Regions from separate parts of the Mus musculus genome. Here region 1 is linked to region 2. A link is a loop called in an ENCODE intact Hi-C map of the cell type or tissue named here. Cell type or tissue: gastrocnemius. All regions are shown on one strand. Links, peaks and the distances in the headings refer to the core of each region. The heading gives the core; the rest is flanking DNA. Region 1 overlaps Il18rap (interleukin 18 receptor accessory protein). Region 2 overlaps Il1r2 (interleukin 1 receptor, type II).

Region 1 (15,602 bases), core at 1-8,000, 430 kb after region 2:
ACACACACACACACACACACACACCTGAACCAAGCTAAGAAAACTAGAGAAATACATGCATTTCATCTTATTTTAGATCGATTATTGATAACATCCTTTGAGTTCCATATAAGCCAACAGTGTTTTCAGAATTTTTGTTTGTTTAATTAGCCTTTTATATTTGTATGGAACAAATTCACTGAACCCCCCCCCCCCTAAGATTCTAGAGTTTAACAAAGCAGAGTCAGTTGATAGGGATCATTTAATTTTGTCTCATGTGATTTCACTTCTTGGTGATTTGCTCAGAACTGGGTTCTGGAGCACAGTGATTCAGCGCCCTCTGCTGGTCAAACGGATATTTATTTACAAAATGAAAGCCCAAGAGTTCATTGTGAATGTCTAAACTTCATTTAGAAAGAAATAACACTAGGAGGACATGTGTAGGTCCTCTAACACCACACTCTGTAAATTCATTGCTAAATAAGTTTATCTTTTTTTTGTTTTGTTTTGTTTTCCATTTTTTATTAGGTATTTAGCTTATTTACATTTCCAATGCTATACCAAAAGTCCCCCATACCCACCCACCCCCACTCCCCTACACACCCACTCCCCCTTTTTGGCCCTGGCATTCCCCTGTACTGGGGCATACAGAGTTTACGTGTCCAATGGGCCTCTCTTTCCAGTGATGGCCGATTAGGCCATCTTTTGATACATATGCAGCTAGAGTCAAGAGCTCCGGGGTACTGGTTAGTTCATAATGTTGTTCCACCTATAGGGTTGCAGATCCCGTTAGCTCCTTGGGTTCTTTCTCTAGCTCCTCCATTGGGAGCCCTGTGATCCATCCATTAGCTGACTGTGAGCATCCACTTCTGTGTTTGCTAGGCTCCGGCATAGTCTCAGAAGAGATAGCTACATCTGGGTCCTTTCAATAAAATCTTGCTAGGGTATGCAATGGTGTTAGCGTTTGGATGCTGATTATGGGGTGGATCCCTGGATATGGCAGTCTCTACATGGTCCATCCTTTCATCTCAGCTCCAAACTTTGTCTCTGTAACTCCTTCCATGGGTGTTTTGTTGCCAATTCTAAGGAGGGGCATAGTGTCCACACTTCAGTCTTCATTCTTCTTGAGTTTCATGTGTTTAGCAAATTGTACCTTATATCTTGGGAATCCTAGGTTTGGGGCTAATATCCACTTATCAGTGAGTACATATTGTGTGAGTTCCTTTGTGAATGTGTTACCTCACTCAGGATGATGCCCTCCAGGTCCATCCATTTGCCTAGGAATTTCATAAATTCATTCTTTTTAATAGCTGAGTAGTACTCCATTGTGTAGATGTACCACATTTTCTGTATCCATTCCTCTGTTTTATCTTTTGATTTATAGAAAACTCTGGGGTTTTTACAAAACCCTGGGAGGGTCAGAGGTAGATATGGTGTGTTACACATTTTTATTTTTATTTTGCTTTTAAAATCATTTCTATTGATATTCATCCACCCTTCCTTTTACCCTTCCCCCTCCTCAGTAAAGTCAATCTCACTTTTTAACCCTTTCTGCGTACTGGCGTGTCCTACTATCCTCCTCTCTGGAACTTCTTCTTTACTCTTATCTCAAGGTCTCATCATTAAACACACCAGCACTTACCTACAGGCCACACCTCAGAGTCTCCTCCTTTCTATATGGGCAGTCGAGTACCTCACAAACTAGCTTCTATAGCTTTGGGGGCTCTGAGCCTCCTGTTTTATTTGTGGATGGTAGCCAATCCTCTGGGCATCTCTTTTAGCAAGCACACTGCTGAACGGCCTGAGACACTACTTGTGGCCTGAGACACTAGTTACATCTAACAACACTGTAGATGGAGGTTATGGAATGACCTGAAATATAAACTACAGCTGCTCCATCCCAAAACGTGTGAGTTAATGTGTGAGTTTTCTGTCTCTTCGAGGTAGTTTTTTTATTTCAGCATATCCCAACAAATCTTCCTGATAATATTATCAACAGAAGTACAAGAGACCTGTACAGTGTCCTAAGACTACTTCTATAAATGTAGCTTCTCAAATATAAGGGGAGGGCTGTGTGAGAGCCAGAGACTCTGGTCTGGCATATTTGCTACCTCATGCAACCATTCCTGCAAGGGGAACTCGACTGATCTCACCTCACAAGGAGATACAAGTACTGTCGTCACTTGACACAGCCCTTCATGACAAGGGTACATTCAGATACATGTACCCTTAGGCTACTTTTCTTTGTAGAAACAAAATATAGTGGGCTTGTATAAACCTAGACAGTATAAACTACGACACAGTAGGCTGTGGACTCTCTGGAGAGTGTGTGTATATAAGCCTATCACTACACAGTGGGTACTATATATGCAAATACATAGATAAAGCCCAACTACTCCCAGGTTGTGATGAGCAAAACAACCAACACCCAGTTAAGCAGAAGAGAACATTTATCCAATTGTGAGACTTGTTAACTGCCAGGTACGTGAGGCTGCTGATGGTGTTGTAGGGCAAACAGTGTTTAGAAGCGGTAGTGTGTTCCACAGCCATGGCAAGCCAAGTGCAACAAATGGAGAGCCGGTGATATAGTCACGTGCTATATACGGGCCATGGCCGGAGAGATATGCTTCTGCATATTGTGCACATAGAGGACCATACCAGCATTACTGCACATGGGAGAAATATTATGGGCTGTAGTGCCGTGAGGACTACAGCAGCCATGGGCAATAGGAGTCACCTGTGTGTTGTTAACTTATAGGACCTCCACTGCAATGCACCCACTGTTAACTGAACCATCCAATGCTGTTGCATGGCTAAAAGTGTGCCACTATCTCCCGATGGGTACTGGATCCAGATCTTAACAGCACTTGATTTCTGGTTATTATCACGCTTTAACGGAGCAGACTCCTCTTTGATGTGTGACTAATGAGCTAGAAACACTGCAGATACAAAGAATGATGCCCTCCCGAGCACACAAGATTCAATCACGGGAGGCCCCAGCTGTTTGATCTGTCCCCTGCAGAGACACAGGGGTACTTCATACGCTAATCATTGGGTTTCATAGGGACAATCAAAACCACTCCGTGGTGTGATTTTAAAATGGATGCATCTGCTGGCTTTGCTTTTAATTCCTTTTTGTAAGGATCCCAAATCTTATTTCTTTTCCATTTAGCATACGCTCCAAGCATCTGTATATATCATGATAGTTACTAAAAAGGACTTTGGTTTTGTTTGTTGTTCCCTTTCCTTAGATAAGAAGGAATTCGATGCATTTGTATCCTACTCGAATTGGAGCTCTCCTGAGACTGACGCCGTGGGATCTCTGAGTGAGGAACACCTGGCTCTGAATCTTTTCCCGGAAGTGCTAGAAGACACCTATGGGTACAGATTGTGTTTGCTTGACCGAGATGTGACCCCAGGAGGAGGTAGGTCTTGCCTGCCAAGGAACCAATTAGAACACAAAGAGTAACCCCCTGGAGCCCAGAGCGTCATCTGTCGTGCCTTCATTATGATACATGCCTTCTGTGTTTACATTTCTTTTCATGAGCTAGGTCATCTTGGACGAGAACAGAGAAAACTGTGCTCCAGAGACATGCTCTGTCTTCTAAAAATATCTATTTTCAGGGAAATAATAAATAATAAACGGCCCTGGGAAAACCACCTAGGATTTCCCTGGATTCTGCCTGGGAAATAACCACCTTCATCTTGAACAGATCGCCTTTCTGGCTTCTAGAACTCTGCTCCAGCAGGAGGCATAGCAGGCCTCTAAGATGGATGTCACACATGACCCATCCAAGCCTCAAATGGCCTGCTAGCCTTCCCTGCCCCCATACTTCCACAAGTAGCTTGAGATATACCAGACCCCCAGTCATATTCCGACGTGATTTGGGTTGTTTAGGTGGTGATTAAAGGTGGCAGGAGACAGGAACAGTTGGTAGGCATTAGCACATATCTTCAACAGCTCAGAGTGTGGGCGGGTCCTTTCTCCTTATGTCTTTGCCCAAGAGTATCCAAGTTAGAAGAAACCCTCCAGGCATCTCTGGAAGGTTCAAACTTGTTGTGACTCAGATTTTCTATCAGTTGAAAGTCATTGATTTATTTGTTTCCAGTGTATGCAGATGACATTGTGAGCATCATTAAGAAAAGCCGAAGAGGAATATTTATCCTGAGTCCCAGCTACCTCAATGGACCCCGTGTCTTTGAGCTACAAGCAGCAGTGAATCTTGCCTTGGTTGATCAGACACTGAAGTTGATTTTAATTAAGTTCTGTTCCTTCCAAGAGCCAGAATCTCTTCCTTACCTTGTCAAAAAGGCTCTGCGGGTTCTCCCCACAGTCACATGGAAAGGCTTGAAGTCGGTCCACGCCAGTTCCAGGTTCTGGACCCAAATTCGTTACCACATGCCTGTGAAGAACTCCAACAGGTTTATGTTCAACGGGCTCAGAATTTTCCTGAAGGGCTTTTCCCCTGAAAAGGACCTAGTGACACAGAAACCCCTGGAAGGAATGCCCAAGTCTGGGAATGACCACGGAGCTCAGAACCTCCTTCTCTACAGTGACCAGAAGAGGTGCTGATGGGTAGAACTTGCTGTGTGGATCAGGCTGATAGAAATTGAGCCTTTCTGCTCTCAGTGCCAAGCAAGCTTGACAGGCAGTGGAATGAAGCGGCATCTGTGGTTTTAGGGTCTGGGTTCCTGGAACAGACACAGAGCAATACTCCAGACCTCTGCCGTGTGCTTAGCACACATTTCCCTGAGAGTTCCCAAGTAGCCTGAACAGAATCAACAGAAATAGCTCCATGGGCTGTCCAACATTCATGCACGCATGCCTGTTTTGCACTATATATATGAATTTATCATACGTTTGTGTGTGTATATGCATTCAGATAAATAGGATTTTATTTTGTTCGATACGAGTGATTGAAACTCCATCTAAAGCCCTTCTGTAAAGAAATTTTGCTGCATGTTTATTCATCAATTCTATAGAGGAGAAATATAGAAGGTGAGACAGAACATATGATCTCCTGGGTCCCTACAGGACCCACTTGAAGGCATGAACTAGGTATATGTTTCTAGACCTGCAGGTGAACAACATGCATGGTATCTGTTGTTGGCAGAAAATATCACGACTCACAAATGAATTTAGTGAGCTCATCCTGTGTCCAAGCTTCGAAAGGTCCAATATAGAATGGTGGTCATTCCCCTTGTGTCTAAGGGGCTGGGTGAGAGTTGTGCTTTCTTTCCTACTCACTACCATAAGCGAAAGTCACATCACAAGTCACTAGTGCCAGAAAAAAAAAATACATCAACACTCAGAGGGTCAAAAATTTGAGTCAAGTTCTTCCAAATTGTATATAACAGAGAGGACAGAGCCCTCCTCTTGGCTGGAACACTCTTTACAGGATTCAGATTTAGGAATGGGATAGAACTAATTACGATATCTCCTTGTTTCCTTGGCTAGAGACCTTACCCGAGTCTCTGCAAGTAGAGACTAATTTGTCCCAGATCATTAGTCCAATTAAGACAAAGAATGGGTTTGTAGTTGTCTACAACCTAGAGAGGCAGCAATTATGAAGCAGAGTGTGGGGCATAAGGGCACCCATTTGTTGACAAGCAGCAAGAATACAACAGATGCCATAGCTTTGCATGTCATTTGCCTGCTGAGAGTGGTATCCTGTATGGACACTGATTGGCCGAGTGGTCTTAGGGGAAGTCTTCCTTAGTAACAAGATGATGTGTTTAAGGGCTGGGTCGTCGTTTTGATTAACAAAGTGAATTTGATGCTCATGACTTGGTCTATAGCTGAAACAGGGTTTGAGTTGATGTGGCTGTTTATGCCCTTTGAACACCACCTTTCCTGATGGAACAGGGTGGCTCATCATGTGAGCAGTGAAGGCAGCACCTCATGAACTGGCTCCCACATCATGAGTCACATCCCCTGAGAACCAAATGAGGTCCACAGGCAGAGTGGGTTATCCACTGACATCTGACCCATTGGTGTCTGTGTGAATTGCTCTTCTGATCCTCCTTCGCAGAAGAACCACATCATAAAAACCACTTTGGCTTTGGCACTAACCAGCATCCTGGCTGGAAATCTCAAAGCTAAAGAGGAACCAAAGAGCATAAATTATCCCTGGAGGAAGTTTTTGTGGGAAGGACCACTGTGGGATCGCAGTGGGGAGGAACCCACACTTGTTGAACCACTGTGCCCTGGCTCTGGCCAGGCTTCCTGGGTTTCTTGTTAGCCTCTCTCAGAGATCATAGACTCAGAAACCTCTTCTGGCCAGTGCAGCCAGGTTTATCTTGTTCCAAGATAACTGAGCTCCCAAGCATTTGGCTTTACAGTGCCTCAGACTTGTACAAATATGAAAGCAGAAATAGCCAGTCCATGTTTATAGAATGTCTTCTTTTCCATAGCTAGGTCCAGTGAGATGACAGGTATGCATTTGGGACAAACTGTTATTAATATTTATGCCTTGCATATCAACTAAAACAAGAGGAATAATCAAGACAAAATTCCTGTGTTTGCAAGACTTTGGCTGAGCAGCTAGGCTCAGCAGAATGAAAGCAAAGCCACGTTTTCTGGCTGCACCATCTAGATGAGGAGGCCATGTATCTTGTCTATTGCTTCACATACATTGAACAAATACAATGGTAACCATGCTTTATTTCGGTATAAGAAAGCATCACCATTTGAGTATGGATGGCACCCTTCTAGGACACACTGCAGACCTTTCCTTATGGACCCTATATGGTCTCCCAGACAGTTCTCAGAGAGAAAGTTCTCAACATTCATGTTATTCCAAGGTCAATACCTCAAGTAATATAAAATAAATGCCCACAGTCCTGACTACTGGTTTGTTTTATGCCAGCTTAATACAAGCTAAATCAGTTTGGAAGAAGGAACATTGGCAGAGAGAGAGCCCCCACTAGATTGGACTATGGACAAGCCTGTGGTACATTGTCTTGATTCATGATCAATGTGGGGGGTCACAGCTCACTGTGTACAGTGTCACCCCTGGGCTGGTGGCCCTGGATGCTATGAGTAAGCAGGGTAAATAAGCCATAAATAGGAAACCAGTAAGCAGCACTTTTCCATGGCTCTGCTTCAGTTCCTGTGCCCAGATTCCTGGCTTGTACTCCCTGGACAATGGACCTGAGAATTGTAAGACTGAATAAACCCTTTCCTTCTCAATTTGCTGTTTTATCTCATGGTGTTTTATCTCACTAATAGAAACCCTAACAGAGACACTATCCTCATCAGAGCTATACCATCTGGAGACATGCATAGAAAAAAATCACTTTGAGGGCTGGTGAAACAATTCAGTAGGTGAAACACTTTCAGTGCACCCTGGTGACCTACTACAATTTCTGGATCCCACCTAAAGTCATAAGGAGAACAAATTCTCAATGTTTCCTCTGGCCTCCCTGCATGCCATATCGTGTACAAGTGTGCACACTCTCTCCCCATCTCCCATCCATTCACAGGACAATGATAAATAACATTAAACTTTAAGATGGCAAAAAAATCAATCAGAAGTATCTGAAAAGTGAACAAAAAGAGGTGGGTTAGAGAAAAATAAGAATCTAAAGCTTATTGATTTTTCCCCAGTTTCTACTGATGTAGACTTAGTCAGCCCAAGTCTTACAAGAGGGCATGAGGGCTGACCACAGAGCTGCAGATGAAGTGTGAAGACTGAAGAAGGATTCCCTAGCCTTTCTTTCTCTTAGATTTTCTCATTCCTTCCCTGGGTCCCTGACCAGACCTTACGAAATCCAGTGTTTGAAGTGAGAATGCCACTAGATACTCGGGAATTTATTTCTCCAAGAAATGAGAACTGTCCCCTTAGGTATAAGAATTTGGAGTCTCTATAGAGTGTAATGAACCCCTGTTGATCCTTTTTTCTCTGTGTCCTTTTGCAATTGAGATGCACATAGAGCAGTGAAGTTAATAGTCTCCAGTCCTGGCTAGAAACCTGCTAAGAGGAGGAAAGGAAACCTACAAAACTCAAAAGACAGTACAGATCTCGCAGACAGAGGCTACAAGATTATTTATAACTCCAGGGCTCATCAGCAAGCTGAGTCTGATGTTGAATGTGCTACCATATGCATTGAGAACTGAGCCATAGAACTGCCACACTTCCAGATAGGCCGCTGGAGATGCATTTGGTGCATGCCTTTCATCCTAGCACTCAGGAGGTAGAGACAGGTGGATATCTGTGTGTTTAAGACCAGCTTGGTCTACATAGTGTGTTCTTAAAATGCCATGACTACAGAATGAGACCATGTCTCAAAACACAACAAAACAAAGCAAAGTGTGCCATTGGAAGATGAGTGTTGAAGGATTGGTCCCTGTCTTAGTCAGGGTTTCTATTCCTGCACAAACATCATGACCAAGAAGCAGTTGGGGAGGAAAGGGTTTATTCGGCTTACACTTCCATACTGCTGTTCATCACCAAAGGAAGTCAGGACTGGAACTCAAGCAGGTCAGGAAGCAGGAGCTGATGCAGAGGCCATGGAGGGATGTTCTTTACTGGCTTGCCTCCCCTGGCTTGCTCAGCCTGCTCTCTTATAGAACCCAAGACTACCTACCAGCCCTGGGATGGTCCCACCCACAAGGGGCCCTTCCCCCTTGATCACTAATTGAGAAAATGCCTTAGAGTTGGATCTCATGGAGGCATTTCCTCAACTGAAGCTCCTTTCTCTGTGATAACCCCAGCTGTGTCATGTTGACACAAAACTAGCCAGTACAATTGACCCCTTGTCAACTTGACACACAAACACATCACTAGTAAGCCTCAACCCTTACATTCTTATTCATCCCCAAGATCTAACTAACTTTAAAAGTCCCACAGTCTTTACATATTCTTAAAATTTCAATCTCTTTAAAATATCCATCTCTTTTAAAATCCAAAGTCTTTTTACAATTAAAGTCTCTTAACTGTGGGCTCCACTAAAACAGTTTCTTCCTTCAAGAGGGAAAATATCAGGGCACAGCCACAATCAAAAGCAAAAGTCAATCTCCAACCGTCCAATGTCTGGGATCCAACTTACGATCTTCTGGGCTCCTCCAAGGGCTTGGGTCACTTCTCCAGCCATGCCATTTGTAGCACATGCGTCATCCTCTAGGCTCCAGATGCCTGTACTCCACTGCTGCTGCTGCTCTTGGTGGTCATCTCATGGTACTGGCATCTCCAAAACACTGCATGACCCCTTCAGTCCTGGGCCATCAATTGCAACTGAGGCTGCACTTTCACCAATGGCCTTCCATGGCCTCTCACAGTGCCAAGCCTCAGCTGCTCTGCTCAACTCCTTCATGCCTTCAAAACCAGTACCACCTGGGTGACCCTTACACATTACCAAGTCCAGCCACAGCACAAGGTACAACTTTGGCTATATCTGGAACACAGCCACTGTGCTCTCAGAAAACACTTACCAGAAGATGTCACTTCAATGATGCTGGTCTCTTCTTAATGACCGCCAATTTCTTAGCTCCAGCTAACCAGCATCAATAGTCCCAGTAATGCAAAGTTTTTGCTTTAGTAGTTCTGGTATCTTGTTTATCACAGCTGATTCTTCAGCCCCAGCTAACCAGAACTACAGAATCTTCACAATCAAAACAACAATGGCCCTGAAAAGAGTCTTTAATTTTCCCTCTGAAATTTCACAAGCCAGACCTCCATCTTCTGCACTGTTCTCAACATTATCTTCCAAGCTCCTACACAACATCCCACAGAGCTCTTAACAATGAATGGATCTTCAAGACCAAAGTTCCAAAGTCCTTCCACAGACCTCCCCAAAACATGGTCAGGTTGTCACAGGAATACCCCACTCCTGGTACCAATTTGTCTTAGTCAGGGTTTCTATTCCTGCACAAACATCATGACCAAGAAGCAGTTGGGGAGGAAAGGGTTTATTCGGCTTACACTTCCACACTGCTGTTCATCACCAAAGGAAGTCAGGACTGGAACTCAAGCAGGTCAGGAAGCAGGAGCTGATGCAGAGGCCATGGAGGGATGTTCTTTACTGGCTTGCCTCCCCTGGCTTGCTCAGCCTGCTCTCTTATAGAACCCAAGACTACCTACCAGCCCTGGGATGGTCCCACCCACAAGGGGCCCTTCCCCCTTGATCACTAATTGAGAAAATGCCTTAGAGTTGGATCTCATGGAGGCATTTCCTCAACTGAAGCTCCTTTCTCTGTGATAACCCCAGCTGTGTCAAGTTGACACAAAACTAGCCAGTACAGTCCCAAATACTACTACTCTGCAGCCACGGTTTGACTGGAGTTTGTGACCTTTCTCTCAATTTTCTGCCAAAACAACAACAAAAGACATGAAGCTACAAAACACAGCATATAAGACAGTGCTTAGGCAATCCATATAACCATGAGGACAGGGAGATATCTCAGCAGTCAGTTTTGGTTGCACACCTGAGAAGACCAGTGTGATGGATAGCTTCATGTCAAGTTGACACAAGCAAGAGTCATGGGAAAGGAAGGAAACTCAGTTGAGAAAATGTTTCTGTAAGATCCAGCTGCAGGCATTTTCTTGATTAGTGATTGATGCGGGAGGGGCCAGCTTATGCAGGTCAGGCCATACCTGGTCTGGTGGTCCTGGGTTCTAAAAGAAAGCAGGCTAAGCAAATCATAGGAAGAAAGCAGTAAACAGCACCCCTCCACAACCTCTGCATCAGTGCCTGCCTCTAGCTTATGCCCTGTTTGAGATTCTGTCAGGGCTTCCTTCAATGATCTACTACAATGTGAAAGACTAATTTCAATAAACCCTTTCCTCCCTAACTTGCTTTTTGGTCATGGTGTCTCATTGCAACAACAGTAATCCTAACTAAGACAGCCAGAGTTTGAATACCCAGCTCATATATAAAGACTGGGGCATATGTGGCAGCCATCTTTAATCTTGGCACTCTGGAGACAGAGGATCTCCAAACAGGCTGGTAGCCAGGCTAGCTGGATTCTTCAGGTGCTGGGTTGCTGGGGGGGGGGGGGGGGAGAGCGAGAGAGTGAGAGAGAGAGAGAGAGAGACAGAGAGAGACAGAGAGAGAGAGAGAGCAACTGCCTCAGTATATATAAAAATCAGATTATCAAGGAAGACTCTCAATAAGGACTCTGAATCTTCATACATATAGGCATATATACACAGGCATGCACACACAGGAACATACACACATATGCCTGCACATGTGTGTGTACTGAATAAATGTGAATTTTAAACATACATTTAAAAAAACAGTTATTATATTTATGAAAATGTTTTCAGTGTGGGTACAAATAGTTAACCACAACCTAGAGGAGCTAGGGCAGGGACTATCTAGCAATAAACCATGTACAACTAACTTATGGAGGTGAAACAGACTTATAGAAGAATGAGAAAGTAATACAATACTGTGCTTTAATTCGGTGGACTGTCACTAAAAGAAATCAACAAAAATTCAAACATTGCTAAAACACAGTACATGGTGGGATACTATTCAACCCATGTCACAACATGGATGAATATAGAGAACATATTAGGTTAGGAAACCAAAACAAACAAAAACCTAGTGATGAGAAGACAAACACTAAACACTTACATGAAGAATCTAAAATAGTCAAAATCCTAGGATCAAAGGCTGGAGTGGAACTTACCACAACTTGGAGGACAGGGTCAACTTGAACGCAGTGTCAGTCCAGGGTGGGAGAGGAGTCATTGCAGGAAAGCAGTGTCAGTCCAGGGAAATAAACGACATCTGGTGGTCTGCTTTGCCATGTTGCAAGTATAGAAATGAACACTGGTTGCAAACCTGGAATTGGACAGCTAGGTACATCTAATGCTAACTGTTCACACTACAGCAAAACTGTAAAAGATTAAACAGTAAAAATCCCCCACAAAAAAACACCAAAAAGAGGAAAAAAATAAGATGAAATAATACAAGGAAATAAATAGGATTGTAGTCATAAAATGGTAGACAGACTCTATACATATTGACATTCATATTAAATATCCAATGCCTAAACAATAATTAAAGGCATATTATTAATAAGACTTTTTTGAATGAAACAATTTGTTTTTAATGAAGGCTTTCCTTTATAATAGGTAAAAAAGAAACATAATTGTAAGCGGGTAGATATAAATATATTGACACTAATTAACACATAGTTGAAACATTCACATGGACATCAGGTAGAAAGAGTTACCAGGATACAGATAGATGTCACATTCTGAGAACAAAATAGCTTTCTACAAAAACACAACAGTAAGAAAGCAGCCCAGAGATGGCACTACCCACAATGGGCTTAGCCCCCTGGACCACTCTGCCCTATTGACCACTAATCAAGAAAATACCCTACAGATGGATAAAAAACTTCAGCAAAGTGGCCAGATATAAAATTAACTCAAATAAATTAGTAGCCTTCCTTTATACAACGGATAAATGAGCTGAGAAAGAAATTAGGGAAACAATTCCCTTCACAATAGCCACAAATAATATAAAATATCTTGGGGTAACTCTGACCAAGTAAGTGAATGGCCTGTATGATAATAACTTCAAGTCTCTCAAGAAAGAAATCAAAGATCTCAGAAAATGGAGAGATCTCCCATGCTCATGGATTGGCAGAAATAACATAGTAAAGATGGCCATCCTACCAAAGGCAATCTACAGATTCAATGCAATCCCCATCAAAATCCCAATACAATTCTTCAAAGACAAGGAAAGAGCCAGTTAGACCAGCACCATTTACTAAAGATGCTTTATTTTTCCATTGTATATTTTTGGTGTCTTTGTCAAAGATCAAGTGACCGTAAGCGTGTGGCTTTATTTCTAGGTCTTCAATTCTATTCCATTGATCAATGTGTCTGTCTCTGTACCAGTACCATGCAGTTTTTTATCACCATTGCTCTGTAGTACAGCTTGAGGTCAGGCATGGTGATTCTCCCAGCTGCTCTTTTATTGTTAAGAATTGTTCTCACTATTCTGTTTTTGTTTGTTTGTTTGTTTGTTTTGGTTTTTTGGCCTTTCCAGATGAATTTGTCCAGAAATAGGGGACATACCTGTGATCTAACTTTTGAGGCTGGAAGGGCACAGGCTTTTGATCCATATCTTGAAGAATAGTGGCCATGAAAAGCTTTAATTCAGGCATGTTAGTACTTGCCTTGGAGACAAAGCCAAGCAGATATCTGAGTTCAAGGCTAGCCTGCTGCAGAGCAAGTTCTAGGTAAAGAAAATGTTATGGAAACCTGAGGATCACAGCATTCAAGATGGTGAACACTGCCTAAAAACTGAAGATGGACTTAAAGAAGTAGATTAAAATAATTAGCCAAAAAAGACATCTTTTCCTAAGTAAGAACTATTCACCTTTTGAATATAACTCAAATTTCTCTAAGAACTACAGAGGAAAGAAACAAAAATAAGAACAAAGATCAAATCCACAAATTCTAGACTTCGGAAAGTTTTCACTTTTCCTTTCCATCTCATCTGTGACTTTAAACTTTGCTCAGGAGAAACAAACACTGTTTTTTTTTTTAAGTTAATAGAGAAATCATTCAGTAAATAAATAAATATTTACTGTCAGTAAAAACAAAACCCAAAAACTACAAGTATCTCCAATAATTATGTTAAGTTTCTTTTTTTCCCCTTTCTTACTGGTATAAAAGAAAGTTTTTAATTTATATTTCAGTAATATAAATTTCAGCATTTCTGTGGAAAGTCATCCTGAGTGAGGTAACCTAATCACAAAAGAACACACATGATATGCACTCACTGATAAGTGGATATTAGCCAGAAGTTCGGAATACCCAAGATAAAATTCACAATCCACATGAAACTCAAGAAGAAGGAAGATCAAAGCGTGGATAATTTGATCTTTCTTAGAAGGGGGAACAAAATACCCACAGAAAGAGTTACAGAGACAAAGTGTGGAGCTGAAGAAATGACCATCCAGAGACTGCCCCACCTGGGGATCCATCCCATATACAATCACCAAACCCAGACACTATTGTGGATGCCAAAAAGTGCTTGCTGACAGGAGCCTGATACAGCTGTCTCCTAAGAGGCTCTGCCAGTCCCTGACAAATACAGAAGTGGATGCTCACAGCCATCCATTGGACTTGATTATCTCTTGATAATGTAATGTAATGGGCACAGGGTCCCCAATGAAGGAGCTAGAGAAAGAACCCAAGGAGCTGAAGGGGTTTTCAGCCCCATAGGAGGAACAACAATATGAACTAACCAGTACCCCTAGAGCACTCAGGAACTAAACCACTAACCAAAGATTACACATGGTGGGACTCATGATTCCAGCTCCATATGTAGCAGAGGATGGCCTAGTTGGTCATCAATGGGAGGAAAGGCCCTTGGTCCTGTGAAGGCTTTATGCCCCGATGTAGTATAATGCCAGGGCCAGGAAGCAGGAGTGGGTGGGTTGGTGAGCAGGGGGAGAGAGGAGGGGAGGGGGCTTTTCAGAGGGGAAACCAGGAAAGGGGCTAACATTTGATATGTAAATAAAGAAAATATCTAATAAAAACATTTAAATATGAAGCAATTGTCTAATTCCTGACAGTATTCCTAAGCTATTAACATGGATGACAGATTACCTTTAGCAAGCCTAATTATTGCTATACTTTAGTCAATAACAAAAGGTCAAAAAAATAGACAAAACATAGCAGTGGATTAAAGATGAGGTGATCATCAGGATTGAGAGTTAGAAAAGATTATAAGATAAATGCCATCAAAATACAATATATGTATACATAATTTACACATTAATAGAATATACATAGATTATAAAATTACATGTAAATAGAATACAGTTATATATAAAGAATATATATTATATATAAGGTATATATACATGTATATATGTGTATATATATATATATATATATATACTTAAGTCTAGACATGTTGGTACATGCTTTTAATCCCAGCATTTAGATGACAGAGCCATGCAGATCTCTGAGTTCAAGGTGTATCTACAGAGCAAGTTGCAGGACAACCAAGCTTAAGTGGTGAACAAGTTGGAGAAGAGAAATCTCTTGATAATGTAATAGAACAAGGGTGGCCATGTTCCAGGCACATCAAGCAACAGAACTCAGCATGTGTGGCTCTGGCTATGTGGCTCTGGCTTTAAAATCCAGAATAGAAGGGACTACTGGGACATTTAATAGTGGTTAGCTGGGGCTTAGAGATTAGCAATGATTAAGATGTGAAATCTTCTGGGAAGTGTTTTCTGAGAGCACAAAGAAGCTGTGTATTAGACAGCCAAGGTTATATCTCATGCCGCAGCTGTACTTGGTAATGTGAAAGAATCACCCAGGTGGTGCTGGTTTTGAAGGCATGAAGGGGTTGTACCAGCTGGTTTGGGGTCTTATTTTGGTCCAGTAATTCTTCACTTTGAAGTTTTGGAATGGTAATGTATATCCTGTGATGTTGGAGTTACGTGATCTGCTTTCTTGGTTTTCATTTTGTAGATGATTATTACAGTTAAGTGATTGGATAAATCTCAGAAGATATTTTGAACTTTGGAATTCTAACATTGTTGAGGGTGCTATAGAGTGTAGGACTTTTGAAGTTGGACTAAATGTACTTTGCATTATGCTATGGCCCCCACAGACTCAGGTGTTTGAACAAGCCTA
Region 2 (8,000 bases), core at 1-8,000:
TTTCCAAATTAGTTGTTTTCTCCAAGTTCCTGCTATATAGTTTTGTTCGTGTTTTTTTTTAATTAAAAAAAATTTTTTTTTTTAAGAGTCCAAACACAAAGTTCTCAGCAGTCTTCTGAAACTAGAAATCAGTTGGTAAAGCATTCTTAGGGGGAATCTCAGTGCCCTGGGCTCGGGAATGAAGCTTCTGCAGTGGTCCTTCATGAAAGGCACAGGGCACACAGCTTGTAGATAGCAGTCAGGCGTGATGGTTTTGTATCACAAGAAGTTAAAAACTCGCAGGAGGTAAGCCGCACTCTTCAAGGCAGGGCAGACTGGGTATGGCGGGGGCAGGAAGCTGTTCTTACGTTCATTTGGTTTTGTATTTCTGTCTTTCCAATCATTGCCTTTTTCCTTTTTCTTAACAAACAATTAGAAACGCATCCCACTGTGAGCAAATGTCTGTGGAACTCAAGGTCTTTAAGAATACTGAAGCATCTCTGCCTCATGTCTCCTACTTGCAAATCTCAGCTCTCTCCACCACCGGGTTACTAGTGTGCCCTGACCTGAAAGAATTCATCTCCAGCAACGCTGATGGAAAGATACAGTGGTATAAGGTAATGCTTTCAAAATGCATATGCCACAAAAATATCTCAATGGTTGTAGAACACATATGTAAAAATCTATTTGAAGACAATATATTTGTGTAGACACATAGATAATTATGTATTTAGAAATATAAGATTAATTAAAATGGCGATGATTAGATTAGTATTTTATGGTTTGGATAAGGGTCATGCAGGCAGAGTGTGAAATGATTTCAGAGTCAATAGCTGCTAAAGAGCTTTTTGAGTGTCACTTGCCTAAAAATAACTAGGAAAAACTGCTCAAAACAACCCTGTTAATTTTTTACAAAAATTTTATATCCATGTTTAAGATATCTTTTTTATTTTTAAAGCACAAGGCAACTTTTGGGTTGCAGGAATAAATACTGTTGCAGTTTCTCCTTTGTATCCTTAAGAAAAGTAGCAAATATTTTATGGCTTCTCTGTGAGGTCATTGCTTTTTTTAGGAGACATTGTTGTTTACAACGCAGGCTGCAAATTATAGCCTAGAGCTATCATCTGTCTCTGTAACTCATCAAGTATGGAGAGTTTTCAGGTTTTAAATGCTTGAAAAAAAATGAAAAGAATACTCAAGTGCATGTGACCATTGACTAAGGCTCACACTCCCATGTCCATAAGCACATTTGTATCGGGGTTTCCGTTTACGTATTTTCTTTGTCTGTTCCACTGTGTAGTAAGACAGAGACCGTGTGGTCTATGTGGGCAATAAACTATGTCCCATCTGGCTCTTATCTGTAAGGACTTGCCCACCCCTGATGCAGACTATAGAGAGATGCTGAGAAGGCTTGTATTCCTTTAGTCATTGATAAGAGTTCGTCCTTTAATCAATAGGTCAACCAGCTGATCGTCAGTATTAACATCAAGATGTGTACACACACACATGCACATATGTATGTGCACATATTTATATACACCGTAGCAATGCAATGCTGGAAACTTTAAAATGCCTTCCTGAAAGTAGTTTGTGCCTATGGATAAGCCTGGGGAACCACAGAGAGCCTTCTCTTGGTTTAGAAAGAGCAGGCAGAGGACACATACAGAACTCCCCTGCAGAGGATGAAACATAGATCTGGAAACAATGTGTCTGGGTTAGAAACCTTCCTTCTTTTAGTTTGTTGCATTTGCTTCCTGTCTTGTAGCTGTTGCTGCCGTGAGCAGGATGCCCGGCTTCCTGGAACTGTTTTGAAGGCTAGGGATGGAGTACTGTGCATGCAGCCCCTGCACCATGCTTAATCAATGGGGCTGGCATGGGATGTTAACAATAGCCGCGCCTCCCACAGTCCCCCTGAGCATTGCTAAGTACTTACTCTGCTCCCCCTGTTCTCACCTCAGGGGCAGGGGCTGCTCACTTCTCCCCTCTCCAGAGGACAGGGACAGAAGAAACTGACTCAAAGTCTACGTTTATAGAGCAACTGTCATAATGTGCCCTGCATTCATATTTGTCTACTCAGGCTAGGAGCTGTGAGATTTCCCCCCTTTAATTAAGTATATTTTGAAGAAGGGCCATGGCAGTCTCTGAAAGCCTTGATCTCTGATCACATTTTTTTTTCTTTTAAAGATTTATTTCTTTATTATATGTAAGTACACTGTAGCTGTCTTCAGACACACCAGAAGAGGGCATCTGATCTCATTACAGATGGTTGTGAGCCACCATGTGGTTGCTGGGATTTGAACTCAGGATCTCTGGAAGAACAGAGCCATCTGAGCCATCTCTCTGGCCTCTGACCACATTTTATCTCCTCCACTCCCTCTCTCCTTTCCACCTAATCCCTCCTTCCCAACCAACCCCTCCTTCCCACCCCTCCCTTCTCCCCACTCCTTCCTCCTCCTTCCCACCCCTCTCCCTTCCCCCCCAATCCCTCCTCCCCACCCTCTTTCCTTTCCACCCCTCCCTCCTTTCCTCTTTTCTTCCTTATCACCCCTTCCCCCACCGTTGACAGGGTTTCTCCATGTAGTTGAGTCTGGCCTCAAGCTCACAGTCCTCCTGTCTCAGCTTCTCAAGTGCTGAGATTACAGGTACAAAATACCATGCGCAGGGTTCTCGTGTACTGAGGCTATGGAACACTCAAGATGTTTTTACCTGGCCTACTCCTTCCATTTTCCCTGGAGGCCTTGCTCCCGAGGGCTCTGTTTTGTCAAGAACCTCTAGGACTCTATGTCTTTATGAGAAGATGGACCCCATCTCTCCTATTTTTCTATTTACAAAATTTCCTTTCCTGTAGTAAGTCCTAAATTGAAATAATTTTTAGATAAATTCCTCCAACATGGTCTCTTCCAGCCCTAGGTTTTCATGTCTTCCTGGCTGTTTAGTAGTGATTTTCTTTTCTTTTTTCTTTTTTTTAAAACAATTTTTCATTAGATATTTTCTTCATTTACAATTCAAATGCTATCCCAAACGTCCCTTATACCCTCCCTGACCCTTCTCCAACCCACCTACTCCCGATTCCTGGCCCTTATATTCCCCTAGTAGTGATTGTTCTTGATACTGCTCATAGTCAGAAGAAGGCAGTTAGATCTTAAGTATATTTGTACTTAAATGGTTTAAAATAACTTAATCTTTAAAAAAATGTATTCTTTTTTTTTTCTAAATGGAGCAGGGGGGCACACCCATGTCACCCTAGAAGCCAGGAGGCTTAGGCAGGAGAATCAAGAGTTTAAGTCTAGTGTGGGCTACATGACAAGATTCCACCCTAAGGGGGAAAAATTGGTCATTTCTCTAACAATACAGCTAAAAATGCGCCACAAAGACAAAATGGCCAAAGTAAGTATATGCCAGGGAATCTCTTGGGTTGTAGATTCCACATCGATTGACAACAACACTCAATGTTCAAGAGCGATGTTATTCTATAATGTAACTCTCAGATGCATCTCCCCTCTAGGGCGCCATACTCTTGGATAAAGGCAATAAGGAATTTCTGAGTGCAGGAGACCCCACACGCCTATTGATATCCAACACGTCCATGGACGATGCAGGCTATTACAGATGTGTTATGACATTTACCTACAATGGCCAGGAATACAACATCACTAGGAATATTGAACTCCGGGTCAAAGGTAAATACATACCACCGAGGTACCTGTCTTGCTTGGTTCTAGAAGCAGCTTGATAATAAATTCAGGATCACCTAAAAATCCTCGAATGTCTTTGGCATGAAGGAAAAAGAAAAACATGTTTATCAACTATTCTAGATGTTACTAAACCACGAACAAGATACTTTAAGACGTATAAGGCAGGGAGTTCTAAGAGAAGGAGAGTTAATTCTTGGTCAGGAAAGGGATGAAAGCAGGTATTTGAAGGTTGCAATGCTAAAACTCACCACTAGAGGGGGTACAAACTAAGGCGTCCTGGGAAATGGAAGGTTCATGAGCTCTGAGCTGGTACGGACACTCTTGTCAAGCCTTAAAATATACTTCGGAGGGACTGAGAGTTTACTGCAGTGGTTCTAAACCTGTGGCTCACGACCTGTTTGGGAGGTCACCTATCCTTCATGTCAGGTATTTCCTATATAATTCGTAACAGTAGTAATTTACAGTTATAAAGTAGCAACTAAATAACTTTATGGCTGACATAAAATGTCCACATGAGGACCTGTATTAAAGGGTCACAGCTTTAGGAAGGGTGAGAACCACCATTTTACTAGGTTTTTGACCAGAGCGCTGAGCAGAGTGCCAATTGTGGCTCTTTGTACAGGCTGACTACTACCTGCCTGAGAGTTTGACAACAGAAACCTTCAAAATCTTGATTTTTTTCCAAGAATTGGCATATTTTCACCAGCATAATGAAATCTTGGATATAGGCACAAGTTTAAACATGAAATTAGTGTATGCTTCATATATATTTTTTACACATAACCCAAAGATAGTTTGATGTGATATTTTGTTTACATCTTTTTTTGAGACGGGGTCTTGGGCTATACTTGGTCCAGTGGCTATAAGCTGGCTTCTAACTAGAGAACGTACTGTAGCTCTTCCATGCAGAGGTAACTCATGACTGCCACCAGGTCGACTATCACAGTATTTTAATTAATTCTGTGCATTCAAACAAAGTCTTACAGTATGGAATTTCCCACGCACAGCATTATATTGTTGCTTAACAAGTTTCAGGTCTTAGAGTAACTCAGATTTTGCAAACCCAGAGAAACGATGCTCGGCCTATGCCAGGACAGATTATACGTGAAAAGAACGTGATAGGCAGAGCTGGCCAGTATTGAACAGTCGTTTAATGTAGTCGTTTACCCCCAACTCTTACATGCTGGAGAGGAAGCGAGGTGAAGGGAAAATAGAATCAAATATGTGAGCCCCAGAGACTCATTCGTGTCACTATCCTGCCTGAACCGAAGCCTCTGGCCTATATTTGTTTTCCTGTCCTGTGAGAAGAGAACAGGCTCACATCTTCTTGCTCAGTTCAGGGTGGTGTCTGAGAACGGGCTTCACCACTCGTCTGTGTGATACTGCACAGAAACACTAGGGGGCGGCAGACCTGCGTATTGTACCGAGTTGTGAAACTAGGGCCACACAGTGGTTCTTAAATGGGGCTGCCCTGTCTGGCCTCAGTGGGAGAGGAAGCACCTAGCTTTGCAGAGACTTGAAGTGCCAGGGTGGGGTGGGGGTGGGGGATACCAAGGGGCGGGGCAGCACCTGCTCAGAGGAAAAGGGGCTGGGGGGAGGGGGAGGGGTTGTGGGAGGGGGTGACCGGGATCAGGGCAGTAAGTTCGATGTAAAGTGAGTAAGTAAAATAAAATAAAATAAAATCAATCAGTCAATAAATCAAATCAAATTTGATGAGTTGCACACGAGATAATTTAAAAAAAGTGGGTCCTGAACCAGACACAGTAGAGTTACCTGAGGATTCATCACACACACAATCCTAGTGCTCCTCACACAGGGAAGGAAGATCTGAGTGCTCCTCACATGCGCAGTCTGACTGTAGCGCCCCCCCCCCCGCCCCCCGCCCCCCCCACCCCCCGCCCTCAGACTCCAGTAGTACCTGCACAGGAGACTCTAAGGTCCTATGCAGATCTGATAAATAGGCGCTTGGGAGCTGAGGTGCTGTAATCTATATTTCCCAAGCACTTTACCTTCAAGGCCGTGGTGTAGGCACACCCTGGTCTCATCTGGTGCTTACATGGTAACTTAAGTGCTTGCTTTTTTAGTAGTAGAAACAAGAACAAGAAAAATGGGTCCAGTTGAGGGATGGCTCCCAACCCTCTTCTCACTCCCCAGCTGGCTCCTTTGCTCCACTTCAGGTGCCCAGTTTCTTCAAGCTGGTTCGAATCCTTTGGAGGTCCACTCCAACCTCCCTAAGGAGTTAATATGACATCAGTGACCAAGGTGTGTCACTGAATTTAGTTCCCAGTATGGGATTGGTCTTCCACACAGATGGCTCTCTAACCCACTTTCCGACCCCCCCCTTGCTCCCCCCCCCCCCCCCCCCCCCGCCTGCTCTTGAAGACATGGCTCTTTAATCTTGAGGGAGGGCAAAACATGCTGTGGAGACCATAAGTGTGCATTCAGGAAGCCCGGGAGAGGAATAGCTAATTGTTCAACGCAGAGCAGATAACGAAGACCATCTGCCAGAAGAATGTGTAACCATGGCCTCGTCCGGGAATGCCTCTGCCGGGAAAAGCATTGGCTTAAGATGCTCAGTTTCATGGAGAGGCCCATTTCCTTTGCCAGACAGAGGCGGAATCTCACAATGTCTGCTCCCATGGGGGCAGGGCCACTTAATTAGCTAAATAAGCAAATCTGAATCTGTACTGGAAACCAAGGCGACCTCCTCATGCAATCTCTTTTCCGTTCTATCTTCTCAGGAACAACCACGGAACCCATCCCTGTGATCATTTCTCCCCTGGAGACAATACCAGCATCATTGGGTAAGGATCTACAAGAATTGTGTGGCCCACGAACCCATGGTGGTGCCTGAAACCATCAGAGGGTTTGGGACCTGTGCCAGCTGACCACATTATGCTTTTGGGTGCACAGTGCCTGAGTGAGGCCCACGAACCACACTATGTAGGGGCCTGACATGACCACCGAAGGGACCTTTGTCTTCAAGTATTGTTTGGCAGTATTGCCATTCTTTGAGAGCAATGATACTTTATTTCCTGAAAGTTAGACCCACAAAAACCTAAATGTTACGGGGAAAATAATTTGGTAATAGTTATTAACTGTAGGAAGGGGGTCCACAGAGTTGGCTGGCACCTTTAGTACATTCAACTTAATTCTCGTTCTCAATATTTAGCAGCTACTCAGAATTCCTATAAGACTCTCTTTGTCAAACAGAGCCAGCAGCGACTGCAGATAGTTCCCCGTGATTAGAGTAGCTGGTATATTCACCAATGGTATGATGAAAAGGGGTTTCTGTTTTTACCCCTGCTGATGCAGGACGTCTGGCCAACAGACTTGTTGGATGGTCCGTAGTGGGTGTCCAGTGAAGGCACATTAGTGAACTGTAGCGATCCTTTCTGAAGCTCATGGGAGGGAAGGGCTGCCCATGTACTGAGCATCTACTCTGCCTGGTGGGTGTGCATTTCATGTCAACACTGACTCTCTCCGAAGGTCTTATTTCTACTGTTTACCACAAGAAAAGCCTCCAAGGAGTGATAGAGATATAGTGTACTTCAGAAACTCGGGGCTGGGGTCAAGTTTGGCTGTAGATTTTGGTCTGTGTGCCCGGGAAACTGATGTGGACATACCTTCTCATATGCTTGTTTCTAATGATGCAGGTTTTAGAGTTCTTATGCTCATTCATCAAGTTCTGGCTTCAGAGTCCGTTTTAGTTTTTTATTTTAAAAGATTTATTTTTTTTATTAGGTATTTTCCTCATTTACATTTCCCAATGCTATACCAAAAGTCCCCATACCCACCCCCCACTCCTCTACCCACCCACTCCCCCCTTTTGGCCCTGGCGTTCCCCTGTACTGGGACATATAAAGTTTGCAAGTCCAATGGGCCTCTCTTTCCAGTGATGGCTGACTAGGCCATCTTTTGATACATACGCAGCTAGAGTCAAGAGCTCCGGGGTACTGGTTAGTTCATATTGTTGTTCCACCTATAGGGTTGCAGTTCCCTTTAGCTCCTTGGGTACTTTCTCTAGCTCCTCCATTGGGGGCCCTGTGATCCATCCAATAGCTGACTGTGAGCATACACTTCTGTGTTTGCTAGGCCCCGGCCTAGTCTCACAAGAGACAGCTATATCTGGGTCTTTTCAGCAAAATCTTGCTAGTGTGTGCAATGGTGTCAGCGTTTGGAAGCTGATTATGGGATGGATCCCTGGATATGGCAATCACTAGATGGTCCATCCTTTCATCACAGCTCCAAATTTTGTCTCTGTAACTCCTTCCATGGGTGTTTTGTTCCCAATTCTAAGAAGGGGCAAAGTGTCCACACTTTGGT

What was found. Hi-C counts contacts between places; a loop is a spot of excess contacts. Peaks named below come from ENCODE experiments on the same cell type or tissue, not always from the same donor. Only the 100,000 strongest peaks of a DNase experiment are listed, where the experiment ranks them.
Region 1: it touches region 2 in a loop (11-fold over the local background); 31 of 42 quality-filtered maps call a loop at or near these places.

The regions. Positions count from the first base shown.
Region 1 is chr1:40,544,537-40,560,138 of GRCm38, forward strand. Il18rap (interleukin 18 receptor accessory protein) reads left to right here. Exons shown (of 13, transcript NM_010553.4): 12 at 3,231-3,404; 13 at 4,089-7,169. The coding sequence ends at 4,552. Among named protein-coding and RNA genes, the nearest start is that of Slc9a4, 28 kb to the right of the region's middle. In gastrocnemius, for the core only: a CTCF peak has its summit at 323 (motif pointing left); DNase peaks (open chromatin) are centred at 321, 3,405 and 3,753.
Region 2 is chr1:40,111,540-40,119,539 of GRCm38, forward strand. It overlaps Il1r2 (interleukin 1 receptor, type II), which reads left to right. Exons shown (of 9, transcript NM_010555.5): 4 at 416-596; 5 at 3,485-3,659; 6 at 6,416-6,478. Among named protein-coding and RNA genes, the nearest start is that of Gm16894, 30 kb to the left of the region's middle. In gastrocnemius, for the core only: CTCF peaks have their summits at 3,924 and 5,059 (motif pointing right); DNase peaks (open chromatin) are centred at 3,948, 5,077, 6,297 and 6,526.